2 separate regions of the Homo sapiens genome follow, and region 1 is linked to region 2. Evidence: chromatin loops called from intact Hi-C (ENCODE). Cell type or tissue: PC-9. All regions are shown on one strand. Links, peaks and the distances in the headings refer to the core of each region. The heading gives the core; the rest is flanking DNA.

The links. A loop is a pair of places that touch in the nucleus more often than their neighbours do. Peaks named below come from ENCODE experiments on the same cell type or tissue, not always from the same donor. Only the 100,000 strongest peaks of a DNase experiment are listed, where the experiment ranks them.
Region 1: it touches region 2 in a loop (29-fold over the local background); 27 of 110 quality-filtered maps call a loop at or near these places.

Annotation. Positions count from the first base shown.
Region 1 is chr3:150,524,368-150,532,711 of GRCh38, reverse strand. No RefSeq gene overlaps it. Among named protein-coding and RNA genes, the nearest start is that of SERP1, 18 kb to the left of the region's middle. In PC-9, for the core only: a CTCF peak has its summit at 4,044 (motif pointing left); no DNase peak of the experiment used is centred there.
Region 2 is chr3:151,140,998-151,149,341 of GRCh38, reverse strand. The region is part of intron 5 of MED12L (mediator complex subunit 12L); the gene reads right to left. Among named protein-coding and RNA genes, the nearest start is that of GPR171, 58 kb to the left of the region's middle. In PC-9, for the core only: CTCF peaks have their summits at 2,907 and 3,127 (motif pointing right); DNase peaks (open chromatin) are centred at 2,671 and 3,151; H3K4me3 peaks cover 703 bases; H3K27ac peaks cover 1,327 bases.

The sequences.
Region 1 (8,344 bases), core at 283-8,282, 620 kb after region 2:
TGGAGTGGGTCCATGGAGGTCCTCAGGTTGCCATGCCAGAAAGAGAATCTTAGTGGTTGCTTTTATATTTTTAATTCAGTTTAGTAACTATATATTATATTTTCTTGGTTTTAATATCAAATCTATTAAACTAGGTATATTCAGAGAAATCTAGTTCTTATTTCTTGTTTTCTTTCTTTGAGACAGGGTCTTACTCTGTTGCCCTGGGTGGAGTGCAGTGGCATGATCACAGCTCACTACAGGCAGCTTCTACCTCTTGGGCTCATGTGATCCTCCCACCTCAGCCTCTTGGGTAGCTGGGATTATAGATGTGTGCCACCATGCCGGGCTAATTTTTTGTAATTTTTTTGTGTGTGCTGAGATGGGGTTTCACCATGTTGCCAGGTTGGTCTCCAACTCCTGGGCTCAAGCGAACTGTCCACCTCAGCCTCCCAAATTGCTGGGATTACAGGTGTGAACCACTGTGCCTGCCTTCAGTTCCTATTCTTGTTCTTTCTACTTTCTTGTCTCTTCCTATTGATAAGGTTACAATATTTTGTGAGATTAATATGGCATAACATTCACCCTTTTAAAGTGTACATTTCAGTGGTTTTTAGTATATTTTACAAAGCTATGCAACATCATTACTACCAAATTTCAGAATACTTCATTTCCCCAGAAATAAACTTTGTATCTATCACTCCCTTCCCCATACCTATTGATGTTCATTGCTCCTCCCCCTTCCCCTAACCTCTAGCAACCACAGAATCTACTTTCTCTCTAGATTTGCCTACTCTGGACTTTTCATATAAATGGAATAATACAGTATGTGACCTTTTGTGATTGACTTCTTTTACTTAACATAATGTTTTCAAGGCTCATTCATTTTAGAGCATGAATCAGTACTTCATTCTTTTTGATATGTTTCCCCATTCATCAGTTGATGGACATGTGGATTGTTTCCATTTGGGGGCTATTATGAATAATGTTGCCATGAACATTCATGTACAAGTTTTTGTGTTGGACATATGTGATTTCTTTTTTCTCTTGGGTATGTACCTAGGGGAACAATTCTTGGGTTTTAGATAACCTTTTTAAAAAAGGCTTTCTTTTACGCTTTTATTAAGAGATGGATAATAGAGATATGGATATATAAATATTCACTTTCTTAGATAAATGGTAGGATTGCACAGATACCCTTTTCTTTATCTTGCTTTCTCCACTTAAAATATATCCTGGAAACCAAAAGCAAAAAATATATATCCTAGGCATCAGCCCATGTAAGTGTATAGAGATATTCCTCACTTCTTTTTATAGCTCCATGATCAGGATGTGCCATGATTTATTCAACCAGTCACTATTCATAGACATTAGTTTTACAGTCTCTTGCCATTACAAATAGAACTGAAATAAATTACCTTATGTATTATATCTTTTCATATTTGTGCAAGTGTGTTTTTAGGATAAATTCTTGGAAGTAAGATTTCTGAGCCAAAGGATAAATGCAGTTCAGTATTATCAAATTCCCTTCCATTGAGGTTATTCTGTTCTATATTCCCTTCAGCAATGTATCAGAGTGACGGTATCCCTATGTGGTTACTTTTTATAATGTACTATATATGATTAAAAATAATAGGCCGGGAGTGGTGGCTCATGCCTGTCATCCCAGCACTTTGGGAGGCCGAGATGGGTGGATCACGAGATCAGGAGATCGAGACCATACTGGCCAAAATGATGAAACCCCGTCTCTACCAAAAATACAAAAATTAGGTGGGCGTGGTGGTGCGTGCCTGTAATCCCAGCTACTCGGGAGGCTGAGGCAGGAGAATCGCTTGAATCCAGGAGGCAGAGGTTGTAGTGAGCTGAGATCGCACCACTGCACTCCAGCCTGGCGACAGAGCAAGACTCCATCTCAAAATAATAATAATAATAATAATAATAATAATAATTTAAAAAGTGTATTCTCTAGTTTTTGGTGCCAGTTCTGTGTTTGTTTCTTTGTTCAAGTTGTTAATTATGTTGTTTACATCTAGATTCTTATCAGTTTTTTACTTTTTGATAGAGGTTTATGGACTTGTAAATTTCTTCCAATATTTCTGTATATTTTTCTTTAAATATTTTGAGGCTCTGTTAAGTATATTCAAATTTAGAGATATCTGTCTGATAGATTGTTTCTTTTTCATTATGTAACATCCATCCGAATCTCTAATAGTGCTTTTTCACTTACAGTCTATTATATTTGATATTACGGTTACATATAATCTTTAGTATATATATATATATATAGATATATGCACACACACAGATATGTATATACTCAAATACATAGTTGGCCCTCCATATCTGTGTGCATCTGTGAATTCAACCCTCCAAAGATTGAAAATATTCAGAACAAAATTCCATAAAGTTTCAAAAGGCAAAACTTGAACTTGCCATGCCTAGTACTGTGTTGAATTTACATGAATGAAATGATATGTAGGCATTGTGTTAGATGTTGTAAGTTATCTAAAGATGATTTAAAGTATATGGGAGAATGCCATATACTTTATTATATATTCAATATATATATATTGAATATATATCAGGTTATATTCAAATATTGTGCCATTTTATATAAGGGACTTGAGCATCCACAGATTTTTGTATTTGCCAGGGTCCTGGAACCAATCTATGGATACCTAGGGCAACTGTATACATTCAAACATACTGAACAATACATATTCAAATATATATTTATATATTCAAATAATATGTGTAATAAATATATGTATTCACCTTTCTTTTGGATGCAGTTTGCATCCAAAAGTATTTTTTTCTGCTCGTTTATGTTCAATCTCTCTATGTCCTTGCGTTTTAAGTATCTAGTATAAACATGTGGATTATAATTATGTTTTTATGTAGTTTGAAAATACTGTTTAATTCATCTGCATATATTAAAATTAGTAATGTTTTGGATTTATTTTTACTCTCATATTTATTGCCTTTCTGATTACTGTACGTTTTAGTTTTTATTATTTTGCTTACTTTTAACTTCTTTCTGTTGGATTGATTGGGATTTGGGATTTCCAGCATGGCATATTCTTTTTTCTTTCTTTCTTTTTTTCTTTTGAGACAGAGTCTTGCTCTGTCGCCCAGGCTGGAGTGCAGTGGCACAATCTCGGCTCACAGAAACCTCTGCCTCCTGGGTTCAAGCAATTCTTGTGCCTCAGCCTCTCAAGTAGCTGGGATTACAGGCATGCGCCACCATGCCAGGCTAATTTTTGTATTTTTGTAGAGACAGGGTTTCGCCATGTTGGCCAGGCTGGTCTCGAACTCATGACCTCAAGTGATCCACCCACCTCAGCCTCCTGAAGTGCTGGGATTACAGGTGTGAGCCACCATGCCCGGCAACATTTTATTTACTGTAGTGTTTACCTGTGGCTCTTCTATTTCAGAAACTGGTGGTGATTAAGTTGTATTTCTTTCCTCTCTCCCACTTTAGGGATAATTTGAGAAAGGCTTAATTTGTAGAAATTAATATGAAATTGTTTTTTCATTTAGAAATCATAATTTATACTTACATAAAGTACAGAAAACTGTAGCTTACCATGTAGCTTTTGGGGGGAAAACGACATTTTTATCATAATCTTTTGTACTGTAAAAATAATATATGTAATGCTTACTATCAAAAGATAGACTCTTTTGAATAACCCCATTATTGGGAAATACACGCCAAAATATTTAGGGGTAAAGACCCATGAGGTATATAACTTACCCGCAAATAGTTCAGGAAAATAATTATATCCAGAGAGAAAGAGAGAGAAAATAATGAAGTGAATGGTATAAAATGTTGAATAGGTAAATCTGGTAAAGGGTAAATATGGCTGTTTTTGGTAGTTTAAAAAATTTTTTTGCAACATTTTATAACTTTGAAATTATTTCCAAATAAAAAGTTTTAAACTCCATATTTAGCAAAGGATTACAAAAACCTCTTCTTTGTGAAATTTTTCAATCACATTATATTTTAAAAAGTGAATAAATGTTAGTATTTTTATAATGATTGGGTGCCCCCCAGTGTTCAATTTCCACAACTACTAATCTTACAAATTCAAACCCAACTTCCTACAGCTGTATTTAGAAATGCCTTTTTGTTGATTTTTTTTTTGTGGTGACAACGTAAGATTGTTGTTTTTTCTTGAGACACAGTCTTGCTCTGTAACATAAGGTTACGAGAAGAATGTGTATAATGTCAACATTTGTAAAAAAGAAAAATAGCCACAAGCTACTAAAATATGAAACCAGACCCATGCATTATGATATGAAATGCAGATTTCTGCCTCCCCTAGGACCTTAATCAGTACACAAACTAGTTAAAACTGGGGGTTTATACATAGTCCATGATAATTATAGGGCATAGAATTATTCAAAACATCCATTTACTGGAGGTGGAAGTGGTCACAGCAGGAAAACTAGCAACGCATTTTCTCCTTTTTTCTCTAAACAACAGATGTTATTGTCTTTCATCCAAATAAATTCCTTACGACAAAAGAACAAGTAGGTTTAACATTTGTCTTAAGGTAAATCAGTATCATAAGTTGTGAAAGAAACATACAATTTTAAAACAAACATCAAAAATCAGTCTGCTTTAACAAACTTCACTCATTCTGATGATCTAGTCTTCTTCCTGGATTGTGGCTATCATCCAAATTGTGCAGCAATTCTCTGAAAAACTGGAATGTAAAATGTTGAGTTCAGTTTAAATATCCCCGGTGTCTTCATCATTTCCAGTGTCATTGACTGGATTTAGGCATGCTCTCCTGGAACAGACGTAACCTGCTTTTGACAGTGGTTTGACCTGGAAGCTCAACTTGGACCTTTAGATGTCCAGCTTTATTTGTAATGTAATGTAAAATTATGTAACTTTGTTGTCTAGTAGTCTTGCAAGCCCAGCCATATAATGTCCGAAGTCTTTATCCAAACTTTTTCTTTCAATTTCTTTTGACCAACAAAACATGTTGTTTCGGTCGGGTGCGGTGGCTCATGCCTGTAATCCCAGCACTCTGGGAGGCAGAGGCAGGCAGACCACCTGAGGTCAGGAGCTCGAGACCAGCCTGGCCGAGACAGGAGACTCGCTTGAACCTGGGAGGTGGAGGTTGCAGTGAGCTGAGATTGTGCCATTGCACTCCAGCCTGGGTGACAAGAGTGAAACTCCATCTCAAACAAACAAACAAACAAACAAACAAAACAATGTTGTTTCTAACTGTCCATTTGCCAACATGTAGATTATCTGAGCTTACTGGTCCATTCTCCTTCTCAGATTCATTCTCATTTCAGATTCATTCTTGTTCTTACCACCATACCTATTTTTACCTTTGTTCTTGGGCAGAGCTGGGTGGAGGGCTGGGTCTCTATCTCCCTCTGTGGTGTGTGGGCACAGCAGTTACAGGAGGCCTGATACTGCGTATGGGAGAACGCTGGCGCATTTGGGAGAGCGTCCATTTGAGATTTCCTTATGATATTCTCCCCTCTGTGTTTTTCATAGTTACACGCTCTATCTCTATTCTCTCAAAAACACCTTTTAAACATAATCAGGTATATTTGATGAAGTCTAAAATGAATCTTTATTTCTACTTTCTTCTTGAACAAAGACTGTAAAATACTTTGATTTCAATTATCTCTTCCATATTTTACATTAATGTCATCTAGTATTTTTGCCCAAATTAGCTATTATTATTGTTTTTTATAAGCATGTGCTTTTTTTGTTTTTAAGTTGCTTATCATTCCTTCTTGCATCTCATTCTTTCTGGATTCCATTTTCTTTTTCCTGAAGTACATTCCTTAGTGTTCTTTCAGCAACTATCAATGACAAGTTCTTTCATCTCTTCGCATGAAAATGTTTTAATTTGCCTTCTCTCTTGAATGAGTTGGGTATTCACTTCTAGGTTGACAATAATTTTCCCTCAGCCATGAGATGTTATTCTATTTATTTATCTATAGACAGGGTCTCACTCTGCCGCCCAGGCTGGAGTGCGGTGGCGTGATTGTGGCTCACTGCAGCCTCAACCTCCCTGGACTCAGTGATCCTCCCACCTCAGCCTTCCTAATAGCTGGGACTACAGGTGCATGCCACCACATTCGGCTAATTTTTGTATTTTTTGTAGAGATGGGATTTCATCCTGTTGCCCAGGCTGGTCTCAAGTCACCATGGTCGCTGATCAGATTATTTCCTGGCGTCTCTATTATTGCTGTTACAAAGTCAGTTATCAGTTTTATTGTCCTTTTTTTTTTTTTTTTTTTTTTTTTTTTGAGACAGAGTCTTGCTCTGTTTCCAAGGCTGGAGTGTAGTGGCACAATCACAGCTCACTGCAGCCTCAACCCCCCTGGACTCAGTGATCCTCCCACCTTAGCCTCCTGAGTAGCTGGGACTACAAGTGTGTGCCACCACACCCTGCTCATTTTTGTGTTTTTAGAAGAGATGGGGTTTCACCATGTTGGCCAGGCTGGTCTTGAACTTGTGACCTCAAGTGATCTGCCCATCTCAGCCTCCCAAAGTGCTGGGATTACAGGTGTGAGCCACTGTGCCTAGCCAGTTTATTGTCCTTCTTTGTAATATATATTTTTTCTCAGCATCTTTAAAATGTATTAAAAGACTTTATCTTTGACTTTGGTGTTTTGAAGTTTCACTAAGTTACGTGGGACAGTAGGTCTATTTTACTTTTCTAACTTTGTGAACATAGTGATCTTTGAATCTGGGGTTTATGTCTTTCACCAAGGCTAGAAACTTTTCTGCCCTTTATCTCTTCAAATTTCTTCGTTTTTATTTCTTTGTTTTATTTTATTTTTCAGAGACAAAGTCTTTCTCTGTTGCTCTGGCTGGAGTGTATTGGCACCATCAGGGCTAACTGTAGCCTTGACCTCCCAGGCTCAGGCCATCCTCCCACCTTAGCCTCTCAAATAGCTAGGACTACAGGCTTGTGCCACCACTCCCGGTTAATTTTTAAATTTTTTTTTTGTCGAATTGGGAGTCTCATTATGTTGTCCAGGCTGGTCTTGAAGTCCTGGCCTCAAGTGATCCACAGATGCAAGCCACTGTGTGCCTAGCTCATCTCTTCAAATTTCTCTCTCTTTCCTTCCAGAATTCTCTTCTTTCCCTCCAGAATTCCTATTAAAATATGTTTAAACTTCTCGTGTTGTCTTTATGTTTCCTAATCTCTTCATTGCAATCCCTTCTTTTTATCTCTCAGCAATATTTTGGGTCATTTTCTCATCTGCCTCCTAGCTTGATAATGATCTCTTTAGTTTGGTCTAATGGGTTGTTTTGCTCGTCTTTTGTGGCTTTGAAGTTCCGATAATTCCTTTTCACTTCTAAAATTTCTTTCTTTTTTTTTTTTTTTTGAGACAGGATCTTGCTTTGTTGCCCAGGCTGGAGTGCAGTGGCACAGTCTCGGCTTACTGCAACCTCCTCCTCTCAGGTTCAAGCAATTCTCCTCCATCAGCTTCCCGAATAGCTGGGATTACAGGTGCCCGCCACCACGCCTGGCTAATTTTTGTATTTTTAGTAGAGACGGAGTTTTTCCATGTTGGCCAGGCTGGTCTCAAACTCCTGACCTCAAGTGATCCACCCACCTTGGCCTCCCAAAGTGCTGGTATTACAGGTGTGAACCATCATGCCCGGCTAACTTCTAAAATTTCTATTTGATTCCTTTTAAGATTTTTTCTGCAATCTTCCTTGTTTTTTAAATAAGGTCTTATTTTCTTTGGGTTTTCTTTTTCTTTTTTAATTATTTTTTTTAATTTGGCTTTCTTCATACCAGAGGTTGTGATTTTTTTAAAAACATGTTTTTAATAATTTTAAACATAATTATTTTATTTTCTTCCAGTTTTTTTTTATTGTCTCAAGTTTTGGTACTTGTGTTTACTGACTCTCACTTATGGTGGAATAATTCATTGCTTTAACAATTTTCTACAGTAGCCCATCTTTAGTGGGGGCTGTGTTTTCCTTGAAAATTGTCAGTGGCTTGAGTTGTAGAAATATTCTTTCATAAACGGGCATTGGCTTTGCAAAGAGCCATGGGACCCAAGGATATTGCTAATCTCACATTATTTTATGTTAATTTTTCAGCCGAGGTTTGGGGGTTAAAGTTCTTGGATTCTAAAATTTTTACACCGGACTGGGTGCGGTGGCTCACGCCTGTAATCCCAACACTTTGGAAGGCTTAGGTGGGTGGATCACCTGAGGTCAGGAGTTTGAGACCAGCTGGGCCAAAATGGAGAAACCCCGTCTCTACTAAAAATACAAAAATTAGCCGGGTGTGGTGGCCGGCACCTGTAATCCCAGCTACTCGGGGGGCTGAGTCAGGAGAATCACTTGAACCCGGGAGGAAGA
Region 2 (8,344 bases), core at 110-8,109:
ATTCACTTTATTGTAGCAGTCTGGAACCCATAATATCTCTGAAGAATGTCTGTACCTTCTCTACTTGCCTGTATTCTAACATTTAGTTCCCTCTAGTCTCTGAACACCACTTCATCACCTAGCAGGGCTTTGTCTCCCGTCTCTGACATATTACAATTTCCTCCATCCTCCATCCCCGTAAAACTACACCTTACACGTAGACAACACCTAAGTATTGATTTCAATCAATACACCATAAGGTCCTCCCAAAATAACTACCAAATCAAGTTCCCTCCCAATGATTCTCTCATTTCTTGAAACAAACTTATTTCTTTTGTAGTTTAAACTCACCACTGCACACCTAAAAGGTTTCAAACATGACAACAGGGAAAAGGCCAAATTCCTTCTCTAATACACTGTCTCTAATATAGCTAAATAGAAGCACCTGTTAATCAATGGCTATAAATGGGCCGGGCAAATATTGGACTTTCCATTCTTTTTCAATAAATTTCCTTGTAAATGTATGTGTATGTATAGGTTTTTATATAACCATATATGAAAAAACTAACTTTGTAAAGATTCATTTTCCTAGCTACTTCCTTTTCCATCATCAAAGCCAGTGGGAACTCACTATGTGAAATGAAATGCAACAGAGATTGTTTTTTTTAAAACTCCAACCAAGTCCAGAGACTAAGGAGCAAATCTTTAAGGTGATCCACCTGACACAGCACTTTAAGTCAGAGGTGATGGACTCCTCAATGGAGAAATTCATTTCCTTGGAAATCCTTCTTTAGGCTATATGACTACAATAATACCCCCTTCTGAGTGTGAACAGCCTGCTTCTCAAAGCTGCAGGACATAGAGGGTTTAACCAGCCTGACGTTGGTGCAGACTGAATGAGAGAAAAAATGCAAAATCAAAAATTTCAGTACATGTCAGCTATTATATATACCATTACTCAACCCTCAGTAAGAATGGCTGAAAGATTTTCCACCATTTTTCTCACATTTTCTGTTGTTAAAATACTTTTTTGATCAAAGACACAATTAACAGGGTGAAAAGATAACACACCAATTGGGAGAGAATATTTCAAATCATATATAAAGGAGTTGGATCTAGAATACATGATGAACTATTAAACTCAATAATAAAAAGACAACCCAGTTAAAAAATAGGCAAAGGATCTGAACAGACATTTCTCCAAAAATAATAAACAAATGGCCAATAAGCACATTTAAGATGGTCAACACCATTAGCCGATAGAGAAATGCAAATCAAAACCATAATGAAATACCGCTAGGACAGCTATAATAAAAAGACTGATAATAACAAGTATTGACAAGAATGTAGAGAAACTGAAATCCTCAGGTGTTCCCCACGGGAATATAAAATGATAAATGTAATATGTGGAAAACAGTAGGATAGTTCCACAAAAGGTTAAATATAATGTCATCACATAATCCAGTAAGTTATACATACCCAGGAGAACTAGCCTGTATATCTAAGAGAAATGACACATGTCCACACAAAGACCTGTAAACAAATGTTCATAGCAGGATGTTCATTATAACCAAAAAGTGAAAACAATCCAATATCCGTCAGCTGATACCCAGATAAATAAAATGTGGCATATGCATACAATGGAACACCATTCGGCCCTAAGAGAGAATGAAGTACTGAAACCTGCTACCACATGGATGTACCAGGAAAACATACACTAACTGAAACAAGCCAGTTTCAAAGGACCACATGTTGTATAATTCCATTTATATAAAATGTCCACAAAAGGCAAATCTACAGAGAAAGTAGGTTAGTGGTTGCCTGCGGCTACTGAAGGCAAATGGGGAGTGACTGCTCATGGGCATGGGGTTTTTCAGGGGTAGCGAAAATGTTCTAAAATGTGGTTAATAGCTTCACAGCTCTGTGAACATGCTAAAAAACACTGACCGTAGACTTTAAATGGATGAATTATATAGTATTTCAATTATATCAATAAAGCTGGTTTTTTAATATTCAAATATTTAAAATGTCTTCTTGAAGTACTTAACTACCAATAAAATGAAGTAAAAGATTATTTCTTCATGAAGTAAAAGAAAAGATTACTCCATACTGATAAAAAGTAAAACACTAGGAAATGATATAATTTCACAGGTGGGGGGAGACAGAGAGGATAAGGGGTAGAAACAAGAGTGACTGTGAGTCAATGGTTAAAGCTGGGTGAAGAGTAAATGGGTGTTATTATATACTTCTATATTTGTACATGTTTGATGTCCCATAATAAAAGGGTTTAAAAGTTAATCAGTTGTACCCTATAAAATGAGCCACAGAAAATCCAAAATCCCATACTCAGCCACTGTTCACATGGGGAATGAAAAGTAGTCAGTGCACTGATTGGCTGCCTGGATAAATAGCCCAAATGAAAACTGCTGCCTCAGTGCCACAAGACCAGCAGAGTCAGACCACTGGCCAGACTGCTGGGTTCTGCTGAATGATCAGATAGTTAAATCAGGTTCTCTGGCTGGAGAGCAGGAAAAGAGAGAAAAGGAGGAGGGGTGGGGATGGGCTGTTGGTACACAGTGGAAATGACACAGCGTGATACATTACTGAAATACATTTTTGCTTTTAAAAAGTTTTCCTCTAACAGAATTACCTGTAGAACACTGGGGACAAATACAGAGTGCCTGTTTTTGTCTGGATGACTCATTTTACTATGTTATTTTAAACCAGCCATTTCCCTCTGGTTTTAATTATTGTGCAATGACACCGTGCAAAGTACTATTACTTAGGGATCAAGTAGGCAGCTCAAGATCAAATAAAATAAAACCCATCAATATGTAGCAGCAAACACTAAATGCCTACCACGACCCTCTACTGGGATATGAGGCTACAAAGAGAAGAAAGTGGCCCTGCCTGAGGTGCACATGACACAAAAGTAGACAGCAACAAGGTAAGTGCTCCATTGTACCCTGAGACCCAGGAAAGGAAGCAAAGAGGCGTTTCATCCACATATTGGGGAAGGTACAAAGGAGTTCCACACACAGAAATGGCAGCGTGTGACATTTCAGGCAATGCAGATGGCAGGAAGGCAGAGGGAGTCACCAGTGAGGCGCAGGAAGGTCCCCAGAGGCCAGAGTTCCTCAAACGCTAGTGCACAAAATGGTCACCAGAGGGTGCTGGTTCAACGCACACGTTTATTTCCAACTCCAGGGATTTCAACTCCAGAGGTCTGGAGTCGGGTGGAGAAATCTGCTTTTTTAATCAGCAGCCTGGAGGACTCTGACCCAGGCAGTGGCAAGCTATGGAGTTTGGTTTTTTATCACAAATGGGTAACTGAAACATTTTAAACACAGCAACGGCAAGATCAGATACGTAAATTAACGCTATTTCTCAGGAAGTTGTAGGGGAAACCCTGGAAAGGAGGCTGCCAACTCCATCAGGGAGGTGACTGCAGCAGGGAACAAAGAGGCAGGTGCGACACCTTTGTGAGGCAGAAGAGGAAACACCCTAAAGTGGAGATGAAGGAAAGAGAAAGGGCAGCTAACACATTTCCGAATGGGTGGTCCTGGTGCCATCAACGGAGATGTGGAATTACAGAGAACAGCTGGGGAGGGGTGGCAGGGCTGGGTTCAGTTTGTTATTTCCTTAACTTGTTTTAATGAAACTTCTTATTTTGAGATAACTGTAGATTCACATCCAAGTGTAAGAAAGAGATCCCATGGACACTTTACTTAGTTTTGCCAAATGTTAACTTCCTTCAAATCTATAGTACAATATCGCAACCAGCATACTGACACTGAGGCAACTCACCAATCTTACCCAGGTTTCCCAGTTTTCAGTTTAGTTTTGAATACGCCAGATTTAAAATGCTGGAGATATTCATGGGAAAATATGTTAAGGAGCAGGTGGATATGCAAGTCTGATACTCAGAAGGGTCAGGGGAAAGATGCAAATGTAGCGAACATTACCATATGTGGGATGCAATGCCTTAAAGAATGTGTTCATGACTACAGAAGTACCTAGCAGACACAATCCTGGGGACAGACCAGTTTATCATGCAGAGTAACAATATTGGTAGTGCACTCGCTGTGCACTGGCCCTCTTCTAAGCCCCTGACATGCATTAACTAGCTTAAGAGTGGTGAAGGGCACAGGTTCTAGAGTTAGCTGGCCTGGTTCCTGCCCTGGCTCCAATCACTTACCAGCTTTGGAGTTTTAGAGCAAGTCAGCCCCTGGGTGCTTCAGTTACTTGCCTGTAAAACAGGGCTAGTAAGTGTTCTTAGCCTATACAGAATTATTTTGAGGATTAAATGAGATGCAACATGCTAAAACAGTGACTGGCACAGAGCGAGGGCCCAGAAGAAAGCAAACTTACATGGTTTACAAGGCTGGGTAGGGAGGAGGCTACAAAAAAGGAGGAAGTAACCTTAGGTGAAAGTAGCATCTCTCCAACCAAGACTGGAGGAAGACGGGTAAGGACAACCGCTGCAGGTAGGTTTACATGATGCAGGTATGTCGGGGGCGGCAGTGAATAGGTCACTGAGGGAAACTGACAGGACTGTTCCTCTGGGATGTTCCTGGGACAGGTGGTGGGGAAGGGAAGGAAGACTGAAGAGAGAGGTGAAGAGGTGAAGATATGACCAGCCACAGTGAGTGAAGGGCCCTCTGCCTAAGGAGTGAATAACACAGCTGAGGAAGGGGGGCAGTACCCCAGGAAAGACAAGGCCATTATAAGGCAATATCTAAATACTTGCCCAGTTGTGTGTCAGGTAGTCAATGCTTAAGATTTCAGAAGAAAAGAGACCAGCGTGGCCAAGTCAGAAAACAGGGGGCCGAGGCCTCTGACAAGGATACAAAAATAGGGGAGAGGGGTCGACAAGGGAGGGTCTGACAAGAGCACAAAAGTCTTGTACTGCAAGGTTGCATGGAAACTCCCGACTGCATCTTTCTTCCTGTGAGGTTGCTGGGCTGTATCTGATAGCTGAGGAGAACCACACTGGACACCTTTCTTGGATTCTCCCTTTCACTCACAGGTCTCCAATTCTCATTTTCATTTTAACGTAAACATGCTAACTGTCGCATTTAGGGATTTTTTTTTCCCCCAGTTGTCCTTTTTCCCTATCAACCCTGTACATGCATCTCAAGCTAAGGCATGCGGCAACCACAGAATCCAATTTTAGCCCTTAGAACAAGAATTTCTTATTTGACACATCAGTCACACCACCAGCTTCCCCCACAGCTACAGTTTCGGGGGCTTCCTTCTAACAGAGGGACACACTGAACATGTGCCACCAACAGGCTCAGCTCCTTCTCCAGGGCATGAGATAGCAGTCTGAAATTAATGTTGGAATTATCATATGGTAAATTTCTGTCATCTTTTCAGATTTCTATATATACCTGAGTGAGCAACAGCCTTGGCTTTGGTGAAATATTCGTATCATAGGGAATAACAGGGACAGCATTTTTACAAATATTAAATTGGTGCACTTAATTAACCACTTAGGACATATCCCCACAGCCTTCTACATGTGACACCAAGTCATGAGTTTTACTGCCCCAGGACAGGAGGACTGTAGGAAGATGTAAGACTTGTCTTCTAGCAAGACACACAGGCCACCACTTTGCTTCTGTGTAGAGAACACACCTCTGTGCACTCCTCTGGCCAGGTCTTGGGGGACAATGCTGTAGAAGGGAGAAGAGGAGACATGGGGAAGAAAGGGAAGGCACCCACCCTCCTGAAGATTCAGGGGAATGGGAGCAAAAGAAAAACGGAGGACAAGCACTGGTGAAAGATACTTGCTGCTAGCCCCACTCTGAAGACACAGAAGTTATTTAAATTATTACATCAGACATTTCACGACCCTCACCTCCTCTCCCAGCTTCTGCTGCAGAGGCAGTGGGAGGAAGCGCCCAATCATCTGAGGAGCAAAAATAAACAAACTACATTTTCTTTTTTCACTTTGCATTGGAATTTAATCCCATGATCAGCTGTAGTTAGAGTAACGTTTCAATAGTTAAAGTGGCATTGTGCTTACTATTTAGGTCCTAAATGCAGTTACTGTAAAGTTTCTATTTCTGAACAAGCTTTAGACAGCTAAGAGTCTTTCATTAGAACACAAATACGACAGACATCATATTGCCAGATGACCGTGTAAAATAACCCTAGAGCAAAAAGCTCTAAAACACAGCAAAAATGCTTACACAGTACACAGACCAGCCAGATCCACCCCGGCTTCCCTCTCATTCCCTGCTCCGGAACTCACTCCTGTGTGATTTTTCTGGAGACTAAAGAATGATGCATGTTATGTTCATTTAATTAAAGCTATTTGCTTTAGCTGTGTTAGATTCACAAAGACATTCCAACTATAATTTATTGACCCTTAACTGTTTTCTACCCGGCATACCCTATGAATTCCTTGACTACAAAATAACAGATTTGAATCAGGCTTTAGAGCCATGTTATTCCAGGGATTTCACTTGGAAGTTTATACACATTTGGAAAATGACTTTGAAACCTAATGTACTTCTTTTTAATTAAAAAAAAAAAAAGCTTTCTATTTATCATGGAATTAACATTCCAGTGCAAATTGCAAAAATAAAGAACCTAGCTTTTATAAATAAGTCATTAAAAGGTTAGCTTAGAGCCATTTAAAAAACAAGGCCACTGTATGCACAGTATGGAGCAAGCACCAATTTTTTAAAGGACTGTTAAAAAATACACAAAATCTACACTTAAAAATACATGAAATATATCTCAGAGGATATGCATGAAACTGGTAAGAATTATTGCTTCTAAACTATGTAAGGAGGGGTCTGGGATAGAGGTAGGGGGTCTGAAGACAGTATGTTAGAAAGGAGACTTCACTATCCCTTTCTGAACATTTTGTGTTTTGGACCACATTTTGTAATATTACCTATTAGAAATTTTAGCTCATACAAGAAGCTATCTTTTCTTAAAATTCTCTTGTTTATGCTTTAAGCAACAGATCTGCAAGATGCCCAACAAATTAAAACTCATTAAACATTGAGCTTTTGGAAGCATTCTTCATACCTTAAGCAAACACCATTCCCCCACTCAGCTTCACACAGTTGATCTTCATTTGATGTGAGCAGCATGCAAATTCTGTAAATCAAACAGGACCCAGAAACAGAAGTCTAGGATGGAATTTCCCATTCTTCCACTTTCCACGAACTTTGTCCCCTCATTTGTGAAATGGAGGCACTCAACTACCTCAGAGAATTTTCAAGAAAACTAGCCCAAATGAGAAGCTACGAAACCAGCCTGTAAACTGCCAAGACTTTGAACAAGCTTATTTTGTAGTATACTATCTTCCAAGTATGCACGTATATACCAATAGCCATAAAGAGGGTAGGGAACCATGATTTACCAATTAAATCAAGGTTCTTATTAACATTTTATCATAGAAGATGACTGATTAATTCAAGTGGGAGTGAACATTTACTAGGACTGACTAGAAAAAACTGTTGAGTAGCAATGGATTCTTAACAGAAAATGTGGGACTAGACCATTCACCCAAAGTGACAAGACCAGAAGAAATGACAGTAGTAAAGACTGCAGCGAATATACTATCTGGAACAGAACTATAAACTTAATTCATTTGCTCATAAGTTGCCAAAGAGGAAGATGGAAGATAACTGAAGAACCAAGAACTACTTAAGATCCAAAAAACAGAGTAAAAAATCCCAATTCTTACTTAAAGGCTAGATTTCTTTAAGGCATAGCTCATATTTTACTACTACAGAAAACTTTCCCTAATTTTTCCAGTCGATCCATTATTTCCTATATGATTACAGGTAATTAGATACTAATGTATTATGCTCCGTTTTAGGTGTGTATCTTGTAACCACAAAAAGATGGTATCCCCTTACAGACAAACAGCACAGCCCCCATTTGGTTAAAAATCTTCACAGCATCTACCCCAATGCACAGACTCTTGATAAACCTTTTTTAAACTAAATCACTCCTTATTCAAGTGAAATACAGTAATTTCTTTCAATGCATTTCTCTAAGAAATTCAAAAACTGGCCAGGCCCAGTGGCTCATGCCTGTAATCCCAGCACTTTTGGAGGTCAAAGCAGGTGGATCACGAGGTCAGGATTTCGAGACCAGCCTGGCCAACACAGTGAAACCCCGTCTCTACTAACAAAAAAAAAAAAACAAAAAAAACAAAAAAAAAAACGCCAGGCACGGTGGCTCACGCCTGTAATCCCAGCACTGTGGGAGGCCAAGGCAGGTGGATCACAAGGTCAGGAGATCGAGACCATCATGGCTAACATGGTGAAACCCCATCTCTACTAAAAATACAAAAACTTAGCTGGGCGTCGTGGCGGGTGCCTGTAGTCCCAGC